Linked DNA regions of Homo sapiens: region 2 is linked to region 1. A link is a contact called in ENCODE Hi-C data. All regions are on one chromosome and are shown on one strand. Each heading gives the region's core, a stretch centred on a gene start or an enhancer-like site at or near the end of the contact. The rest is flanking DNA. Distances are from core to core; before and after follow the strand shown. Region 1 overlaps TBC1D22A (TBC1 domain family member 22A). Region 2 overlaps TBC1D22A (TBC1 domain family member 22A).

What was found. Hi-C counts contacts between places; a loop is a spot of excess contacts on that map. Pooled maps may share reads with other maps.
Region 2: a map of aorta shows a loop between it and region 1 (2.2-fold over the local background). The contact joins two enhancer-like sites. A Hi-C loop is called at or near these places in 2 of 168 maps with a recorded cell type or tissue (Calu3 and aorta), 1 of 37 single-sample maps with no recorded cell type and 1 of 50 pooled maps.

Annotation. Positions count from the first base shown.
Region 1 is chr22:46,828,657-46,833,570 of GRCh38, reverse strand. The region is part of intron 4 of TBC1D22A (TBC1 domain family member 22A); the gene reads right to left. Among named protein-coding and RNA genes, the nearest start is that of TBC1D22A, 68 kb to the right of the region's middle. Within about 2 kb of position 3,093, at least 12 of the 41 ENCODE cell types and tissues checked have a DNase peak (open chromatin) inside an H3K27ac peak, as active enhancers do.
Region 2 is chr22:46,982,107-46,987,042 of GRCh38, reverse strand. The region is part of intron 9 of TBC1D22A (TBC1 domain family member 22A); the gene reads right to left. Among named protein-coding and RNA genes, the nearest start is that of TBC1D22A-AS1, 69 kb to the right of the region's middle. RefSeq lists an enhancer at 3,564-4,064. Within about 2 kb of position 1,707, at least 5 of the 41 ENCODE cell types and tissues checked have a DNase peak (open chromatin) inside an H3K27ac peak, as active enhancers do.

The sequences.
Region 1 (4,914 bases), core at 1,844-4,343:
ATCACCCCCACGAGTCATGAAGACCTTAAGGACAGGGACAGTAGCACAAAGCCCTTCAGGCAAGGCAGCTTGAGCCCAGTAGAAGAATGTGCCGTGGGACTCAGGAGAAGCCACTGTGCCTGCAATGCAAGGAGCCGGCCGGCCATGCTGGTTTCTAACTGCCGATCTTGAAAGGCCCTCAAGTGGTGACAGGTAGCTTAGCAGTTACCATGAGCTGGTCTAATTGAGCATCCCCCACCTACAATTCAAGTAGGTTTATAATAGGGCCTGAGCTATAACCTTCAGTCCAAACAACTTAAGCTTCCTATAAGTATGGTCCAATAAGTTAAAAGTCACATTAGTGCATTGACACACAGCAAACAAAGATTCTAAACACTGCCTAGTCATCACATATATAAAATTAAGACTTAAATAGAAAGAGATTAACTCATATGTATCTTCCCACTAACCTGAAAGTTTCAAATCACAGCTTTAATTGAGGCTGGGCCTCCTAGTCAGGAGAGATCTAACCTTGCCTCTTCCTGGAGCTGCCCAGGCGGACAGGGCCTCAGAATGCATACATGCTTTGTGCTCTACAGGCTTCTGCTGACACTCATGTTCAGTCTCCAAGAGGAATCCCCATGCAGCTTAGCTGGGGATGGACACCATCCGCCCTTCCCTGTCCCTGTTCTATCCCTTCTTCCTCACATTCCACAGAGCCAAGTGGAAGCCAGGTGACAGAAAGCGCATTCCAGTGCCTGCTGGCCAAAGTCTGACCAGTGAGAATGTCGCTGGCCAATGACTTCAGTGGCTTGTTAGCACCAGATATCCAAACATCAGCCAAATAATTATCATTTATTTCCACAGAATAAGAATAAATGTATTTTACATATTTTTATTAAAATATTTTATGTGGACAACATATTTTATTTATTTTTCTTTTTTGAGACAGAGTTTCGCTCTTGTTGCCCAGGCTGGAGTGCAGTGGCGCGATCTCGGCTCACTGCAACCTCTGCCTTTCTGTTTCAAGCGATTCTCCTGCCTCAGCCTCCTGAGTAGCTGGGATTACAGGTGCCCGCCACCACACCCAGCTTTTTATATTTTTAGTAGAGACAGGGTTTCACCATGTTGGCCAGGCTTGTCTCGAACTCCTGACCTCGTGATCCACTCACTTCAGCCTCTCAAAGTGCTGGGATTACAGGCGTGAGCCACTGCGCCCGGCCCCAGCCAACATATTTTAAAAGAAAACGTACTCTTTTCCATAAATCATAACTTTCTGGGACACAATTAAGAAGGGCATAACAAGATTTCTAAAGAGAGACAACGTGACTTCCCCACACACAGGCCCACAGCTCCCGCTCTGGATCTGCCCCATGGCCACCTGGTCTCCAGTTTGGCCCTTCCCTGCCATGATGCATGGACTGTCTCTCAGATACAAGGGCAAAATCAGGCCAGACATCCTGCCCAAACCCAGCCTCTTGCTGGGCCCCCACCATTTTCCAGAACATGAAGCCGAGAAGTTGACTCAAAAAACAAAAGGAATAAGAGAAATACTGACTTGCCTCCCTAAAATCCTGCACTTGCAACTGATGGCTTTTATCCCACTTGGAAAGATACAATAATAATGAGGGGGGAAAGGACCTTCCAACATTGATAACACCAAACAGCAATTCACTGGAATCAGCTAATTTTAATATTTGAAACATTCCAACATTGTATCCTGTCCTTCACTTTCCTGACTTCGCCACGATGATCTATCGCTCCTTCTCTTTCAAACGGATTGCCAAACAGCATTTTATTGGGGATTTCCTCTAAAAGGTAATTGGAGGTTCCTGCAACCCAATTTATAGGTGCATTGTTTCCATTTATTTTAATTTTATTTATAGCCTTCTGCCAGAGCCCGCTGGGCACAGGCAGCTATAAATCAAAGATCACAAACACAGTGCTGCTCTGTTCCTCTGTGGATGCTCACGTATCAGGGGATTGTTTGGTAAGCTCTAATAGGAATACTAATTACTTTTTCAATCAGACCATGGGTGTGAACTCACTTGAAAAACTGCATAAAACAAAATTTCATTATATACTAGATATGATCTTGAACCAAAGGACACCAGGAGTGGTCCTACTTGAGAAGGAACACACAAGCCACGTGCTTGTGCTCCGAGTCCGGGAGTTACTGCAGGTTCAGGCTCATCTGCTGGATGACCTTGGAGCAGGTATCTTGACCTCTGTGGGCCTCGGTTCCCACAACCGTTAAACGAAACAGTGGTAAAGAGAATCTACTCTGGAGAGTTGCTGGAAATCCAACAGGAGACTCTACAGAGACTCCTGCAACAATGTCAGACACACAGGAGGTCCTCCACGTCAGCATCCTCCCTCCTATGGAAATGTCAGGGGTGGGCTCTGTCCATGCTCTCTGCTCCTGCCTGACAAGAGCCCACTGGGTGATTTCGTCCACCAACACCTCCATTCTCATGGTGCCAGGACCCAGTGGCCAACATCAAATGCCTTCGGCCTGCCCAATCTGCTCTTCCTCTCGTGTCCTCTTAGATGAGGTCACTGTCATCCACCGTGACTCCAATGCCCAGCATGACTCACTGGGACCCTGAGGCTCCCTCACACCACCAGTCACTAGATTCTCTGACTCCATCTTCCTCGGAGATACCTCTTAAAGCTTTTCTTTCTTCAGCATCCCCACTCCAACAGCTTGACCCTCTGCCCAGAGCCCGCTCGGCACAGGCAGCTATAAATGTATTTCCCACCTACGCTGACCCTGAATCTATCTGCACTTTTCCAGGCCACTTGCACCAGAATGAACTTTCTAAAAATTATAAATAGGATCACATTACTTCCCAGATTCAAATCCTTCAAGTGCTCTGAGTAGCAGCCTGTATCACTGTTCTTGAAGATTCACTTCCCTGTAAAAGGATTATACATTCCTGCCCATTGATGTTGGGCTTGGCCTTGTGCCATCAGCTGGCCCACGGAAAGTGATGTGACACACACTGTCCTGGCAAAGCTCAAAGAGGCACTGGGACCTTCCACCAGCCCTTTGCTTCTGCTCTGTGCCATGGGAGCGGTCCCAGACAGACTGCACTTTCCAGCCAGGGCTGGAATGAGGACACACACAGAGCTGCTCACAGCTTGCAGCCTACATGCAACATGACGCCCTGCGATTTCTAGCCCTGGGAGATCTGAGGGCTGCTGGAAACACTGCAATCACTGATCTGTCATTTATTGAGAATAGGGCCCTACCCTCCAGGGGCTCGAAGGGTGATGGGAAGTAGTGTGAGTGGAGAGAAGTCACATACGATGAGCAGTCACTCTCAGGCCTGGCAACCACAAGCCTTCAGAAAGCAGACCATCCACCATGCCAGCCTGCCTCCAGTCACTCGCCTCAGCGTCCCCATGCATTCCCGCCTTGGGTGCGGCACGCCTGATGCCCACAATACCTATGCCCAGCTCCACACCCTTCCAGCCCTGCTGTACCATCAGCAACTGGGAAATGTCTCCACTTCAGATCCTTTCCCCACCCAGGGCTCTGCGCTCACAGCACCAGGCAGACATTCTGTCTCTCGCCGAGCACAGCGCCTTGGGAACAAAGCCAGTCTCATTTCCCTGTGTACCCCTGCTCCTTTCATGGTGCCTAGTACTGAGCTGGCACTGAATCTGGTGTCTTGGGATTTTTTTCTTTACGACCTCCATTGTTTAGAAATATCAACACACACAGTTCCTACAAAATTGTTTCACGCGGCACTGAACTCCAAACCTCCGGCCCCCAAACAGGAAAAGAGCCAATTTTGGAAACAAAGGCTAGAGATAACCTCAGAAATCCATGGAGGCAACTAAGAGCCAGAAGACCTTTTGGAGGCATAGAAACGCCGCTGGCCCCATCGGGATGAATAATAGCTGCATTAGCATTCCCTACCTTGGGCAAACAGGCCACTGTAAATGCTTATTTTATGACTCAGTCTTTCATAAATTATGCAGTAAGATTCTCTTAACTTGGTTTTTCTCTGGCCTTCCCAGATGCAGTATTAACTTGGCAGCAATGTGAAGCAGATGTATTCTCTCCGTGCTAGTAAGTCGGTTAGAAGAGTTCTGTCTCTAATCAGCAGCAAAAGCAGAGGTGACTTCAGGAGCATCAGGGAGCACAGGAAGAGAGAAGCAACAACAGGACCATCCCTCACAAACCCCTACTCACCAGGCCATGAAGGGGGTGAGTTCCACAACATACATTTTCAAGACATCCCAAACATTACCTAATTTCACCAGGTACCTACGTAATATGTGCCCTGAACCACGGAACCTGAAGATGAATAAGATGCACCCCTACCCTGAGGGCTCACAGCCCAGGCCACAAGTAACTATGAAACAATGCGTTTGATTACTGCACAATTAATTTTGTAAGGACAGAGAGAAGAGTCAAAGAAAAAAGAGCCACAAAGAGGAGGTGCTATTTGATCCGACACTTGGAGAATGCACAGAAGCGAAGCAGGGAAACCCCCACCCCTGACCACCAGCAGAAATGTGGAGGGGGTGGGGGACACATCTGGGCTCTCATCCCAGACCTGTGACATTGGAGAGTGTGTGACCTTAAGGACTTTGTTTACTGTATCAGTGCCTCTAGCTCATCTGAAACAGACAATATAGAACCTGCCATGTAGGTCGTTTCAAGTATGAAATAAGACCCATGAGGTACTAAGAACAGCACCAGGCACAAAGGAAATGAGCGCTCAACGTGAGGGCGTGTATCTGTGTGTGCACATGTGCACAGCTCACCTGAAGAGCAGAGATGAGCCCATGTGGCTAGAGTGACAGTGGGTGGCAGAGAACAGTCCAAACAGAGACAGGAGGGTGGGAGAAGGCCTAAGTGGGAGGTGGTGAGAGGTGTGGCCTCCTGTCCCAGGCTGAGGAGTCTGGACTCTGAGCTCC
Region 2 (4,936 bases), core at 458-2,957, 150 kb before region 1:
CCACCATGCCACGAGGACAATCAGCGCGTGGAGAGGCCAGGAGTGGGCGATCCAACCCAAAGTCCTACTCTTAGAGTCACGTAGGCCCAGGGCGCCAGGCTCTTAAATGAACGGGAGTCTAGATGCTTCCAGCCACCACCTGAGATTCCAGACATCATGGTGCGCAAATCAGCCGTCCACACCATGCCCTGACAGAGATCCTGACCCACAGAGCCCGAGAGCACAAAGGCATGGCTGCCTCCAGTCAGAGGGTTTGGGAGTCATTTGTTATGCTACAGCAGTCCCTGGAAAGCTGTCCGCTTGCAAAAATCAACTGTATTTGTATATACCCCTAGCATATCAATCCAAAATTGATTTACTACAAATCAGTAGCAAAAAATACCAACAAAGCTATGCCATTTGAAGGAACGTCAGAAAAAAACAAAATATTCAGAAACAAATTTGACAAAGTATGAGCAAAACCCTATACCAAAAACTGCAAAATGTTTGTGAGGATAAATTAAAGAATATCTAAATAAATTAAGAAATACACTACGCTCACGGGTAAGAAGACTCAATATTGCTAATATTGTCAGTATGAGGGAAACTGACATACAATTCCACATATTCTCATTCAAAATCTCAACAGGCTTTTTTTTTTTTTGTAGGAAGTGGCAAAAGCAAACTTTATATAAAAATGCAAAGGACCAAAAATACTTAATTTTTTAAAAGAACAAAGAGGACTGGCCTTACCCAACCCATGAAAATCTGCAGTAATGAAGACAGTGTGAACTGGATTAAGATCCATTTGTACGTCAATGGGACAAAACAGTGTGTCCCGAAACAGACACACACCTATACAATCATCTAATTTTCAGCAAAAGTGAAATAGGACAAAACTGTTTTCAACAAATGGCATTATGTTCACCAGGATATCTGTAGAGGAAAAAATGAAGCCTGACATCTTCCTTACACCATATACAGAAATTAAGTCAAGCTAGGTTGTAGACCTAAAACCAAAAAACTAAAATTATCAATCATAACATGGGTATATGTTGGCATTGTGGAGGTAGGCAGGACACAGAAAACTATTACCACAAAAGAAAAAAAATGATAAATTCGATTTTATCAAAGTTGAAACTGTTGGCTCATAGAAGACATTGTTAATGAAATGAAGTGACAAGCCACAGAAGCAAACATTCTCAAAATATCTGTCTTGACAAAGGATTGCTATCAGAATCGGAATAAATGAAGACCCTGTGGGGAACGCAGTGTTGGAGAAATCGCATTCTGACGTGGAACAGCCAGAACTTAACAGGCCACTAGAAGAAGATGTGGACATGAGTGTTCACAGAAATGTTATTCACAACAGCCCAAGACCAGAAACAGCCTCGGCTGCCACCAACAGGAGGATGGATAAACTGTGATAGATTCACACGGTGGAGTATTACTTAGTAATTAAAAGGAATCAACTATTCATTCAGGCAACGACACGGATTCTTAGGGTTTTCAAAGCTACTGTAAATTGAATTTTTTAATTTTCATTTTTAAATTGCTTGCTGCTCAATGATTCATTCTTAATGAACCTTCTGTCAGAGCCCAGTGACTAACACATTCTTTTCTGTTTAATAAACCTTTCTAAAATCTTGGCAGGAGTCCTCAATTTTATTGACTGGGGCTCTGAAATCATGTATCTGAGATTCTTCCCCACAGGGGCACAGTTGAGCCGGCATCTGGGGCAGGTGTGGATTTGACACATCTAAACGGACTCGGCGCTCCAGGCATTCATTCCCCCACCCCAGGCCTCCACCAAGCGCTCCACTGCCCCGTCCAGGTGAAGACTCTGCTTCTTGACGTATACAACAAATGCCAAATCAGAGCTCAGCTGGAGTGCGCTTTCTCTCTGCCAACTTCCTGGGCATCAGACCAGTCCTTCCTTTGTTATTCTCTTTCAGATAACAACATCCCCGGGGCTTAGTCCATTCTAAGTTCCAGCTGCCTGAGCTCATGGCAGAGGCTCCTGAACTCATGGCGGAGGCTCCCCCCTCAACTGCCTTTGGCTGGCCCCCTCTGGGAGCAAGCACTGTAAGAAGCCACACATCTCCCCAGCTTAGTGTGCAGGACAGGGCTTCCCCCAACTACCCTGTCGCCTCCCTGGTATTAACATCAATGGTCAACTCACGCCAGCCCCACCTGAAGGGCAATACCTGCTCACAGGCAGAGTCCACTCCACCCCGAGTCATGGGCCTGGCCGTTTCCTGACCTTTCTCTAAAGGAGTCATGACGCCACTGCGTTTCTGGCCTTTTCTCTGACAAGTTCTGAGATAATTTAGTCACTTTCCCCAATATTCCTATTACCTCCATGCCACCAAACAGTTCTTGGAATTCAATAATTCTTCCCCAAGGAAAGGAAATGTAAATGACTAATTATAAAAGGCAATGGTTCTTTTCTACTCAAAGAAATTGTCCTGTTCAGTAGTGAACCTAAGAGTAGCAGTATGACTTCAGGGTAGGCAAATATGGAAGCTGTAATTCAAGAAGTAATAGCGAACCGACAACCTTGGCATGAGTGCTGTTAGTGAAATGAAAAGACTGGCAAAAGTGCAAGAATAATCCCCTAAAAGCCTGAGAGGGCCTCATCCAGCCTGGAACTTCTCTTTTTTTTTTTTTTTTTTTTTTTTTTTTTTTTTTTTTTTTGAGATGGAGTCTGGTTCTGTCGCCCCGGCTGGAGGGCAGTGGCTCGATCTCGGCTCACTGCAACCTCTGTCTCCCAGGTTCAAGCAATTCTCCTGCCTCAGCCTCCCAAGTAGATGGGATTACAGGCGCGCGCCACCATGCCCGGCTAATTTTTGTATTTTTAATAGAGACAGGGTTTTACCATGTTGGCCAGGCTGGTCTTGAACTCCTGACCTCAGGTGATCCACCCACTTCGGCCTCCCAAAGTGCTGGGATTACAGGCATGAGCCACCGTGCCCAGCCCAGCCTGGAACTTCTCACTGGATACCAAGTTTAAACCCCCAGAGAGAGGGAGGGGCTGAAATAGCACTAGGTCAGCAGCTTCCACTGCCCAGAAAGCACACACTCAAAGCCAGTTATCTTCAGGCCCCGAAGCCAACATGCTGTGTTAAAGCAATCCTTCTTAAAGAAGTGTTCCCTCAGCTGGAATCGGCCCAGGTGTGTTTCTGTGATCTACACTAAAAATCATCCCCGAAACATAGCTACTAATACCAAATAGCATTAAAAGGACACATCCATGAAACCACTGAAAGAAACAGCCCACCAAATTATTTTTTTTTTAATTAAGTATCTGGCTGGAACCTTCATAGTGCACTTGGTAGAAAAAAAATAAAATATAAAAAAAAAAAAAACCTGGTCTTCTCATTCTGGCACCAGCTACTCTGCCAGCTGGTTGGGGGAGCCACAAAGGACCCTCCCTCCAACCTCACATCCCAGGTTACTCCAGAAAGCCAGAACCCCGGAAACCCACACACGGTCAACCTGTGCACACCCACCCAACTCACATCACCCAGAGAACAAGACACACACAGAGTGAAACTCAGGCAAATGGGCAGAAAGCCCAATCAGGAAAGAAAGTGAAAAATAAAGACAAGAAAGAAATTATTTCTCCAAATTAAACTTATCTGAATTTTTAAAAGTACTTACAATCAAAGCTACCACACAACTCAGGAAGAAAACACAGAAATTCTGTCCTCAACATTGAGGATTAGTCCCCATGACGCTTAAATGGGAGGCTCAAGGTCATCACTCCTGCACTTAGTGGTGTCCCACCTTGAGGGAAACCCACCCCTGCCCCACCTCACAGCTGTCTGCCCACAAGCCAGCCTGGGCACCCTCCTGCACTGTGGAAACCTCTGACCAGATGGTCTGCCGTGCCAGATCCAAGCCACCCATTGCACCACAAAATACAGGACTTGTCTCACAACCTCATTCACTCTCAAGATGAACCCATCCAACTGGAGTCACTAACACGGTCACGCAGGTGGAAAATGTTGAGCCCAGACCCGATGACTACAAGTGCAGCATTCCTACATAATGCTTCTTACTGCGGTGCCACAAAGGTTCTTCCCAGGCGGAGCTGTCCACGCAGCGGCATCTCCCAGTGACAGCAACCACTGAAAAGCACCCCAGACATTTCTAAGCAGCCCTAATGAGGCAGGAGGGCGCCCCACCGCTGCCACCGCTCCACACTGGGCACTTGCTCTGCATGGCCAACAAGGTCTACAGCTGCCCTCAGTGCTCTTGCACCTGCCCGCCAATGCCTGTCCCGCCACCACCTAGTTTAGGCTCCTGAATCCCCTCCTTCATCCAAATACATCCCACATCCCTCCACAAGCTTAGACGTCCCTCAGGGCAGTGCCAATGACATCGATTCGTTGTTCACACGACCGGTAGGCCAGCAGTGGCTTTCCAGGCATTACTCGCTGGACAGACCATCTCCCCTAAGACCAGCACATCTGGAAATGTAGCTGTTTTGCCTTTTCCCCCAACACCAAATGCCCCTGACTAAAAAGACTGTCTCTTGGCCGGGCGCAGTGGCTCACGCCTGTAATCCCAGCACTTTGGGAGGCCGAGGCGGGTGGATCATGAGGCCAGGAGATCAACACCATCCTGGCCAACATGGTGAAACCCCGTCTCTACTAAAAATATAAAAATTAGCCGGGCGTGGAGGCGGGTGCCTGTAGTCCCAGCTACTCGGGAAGCTGAGGCAGGAGAATTGCTTGAACCCGGGAGGCAGAGGTTGCAGTGTGCCAAGATCATGCCACTGCACTCCAGCCTGGTGACAGAGTAAGACTCCATCTCAAAAAAAAAAAAAAAAGACTGTCTCTTAAACACTTAGCAGGAAGGGCATCAATCCACCAGAGATGAGTGATCAGGCCCAAGTACCTGGTGCAGGCCACAAGGACAGACTTTCCAGAGCTGTCAAACATCAACCCAG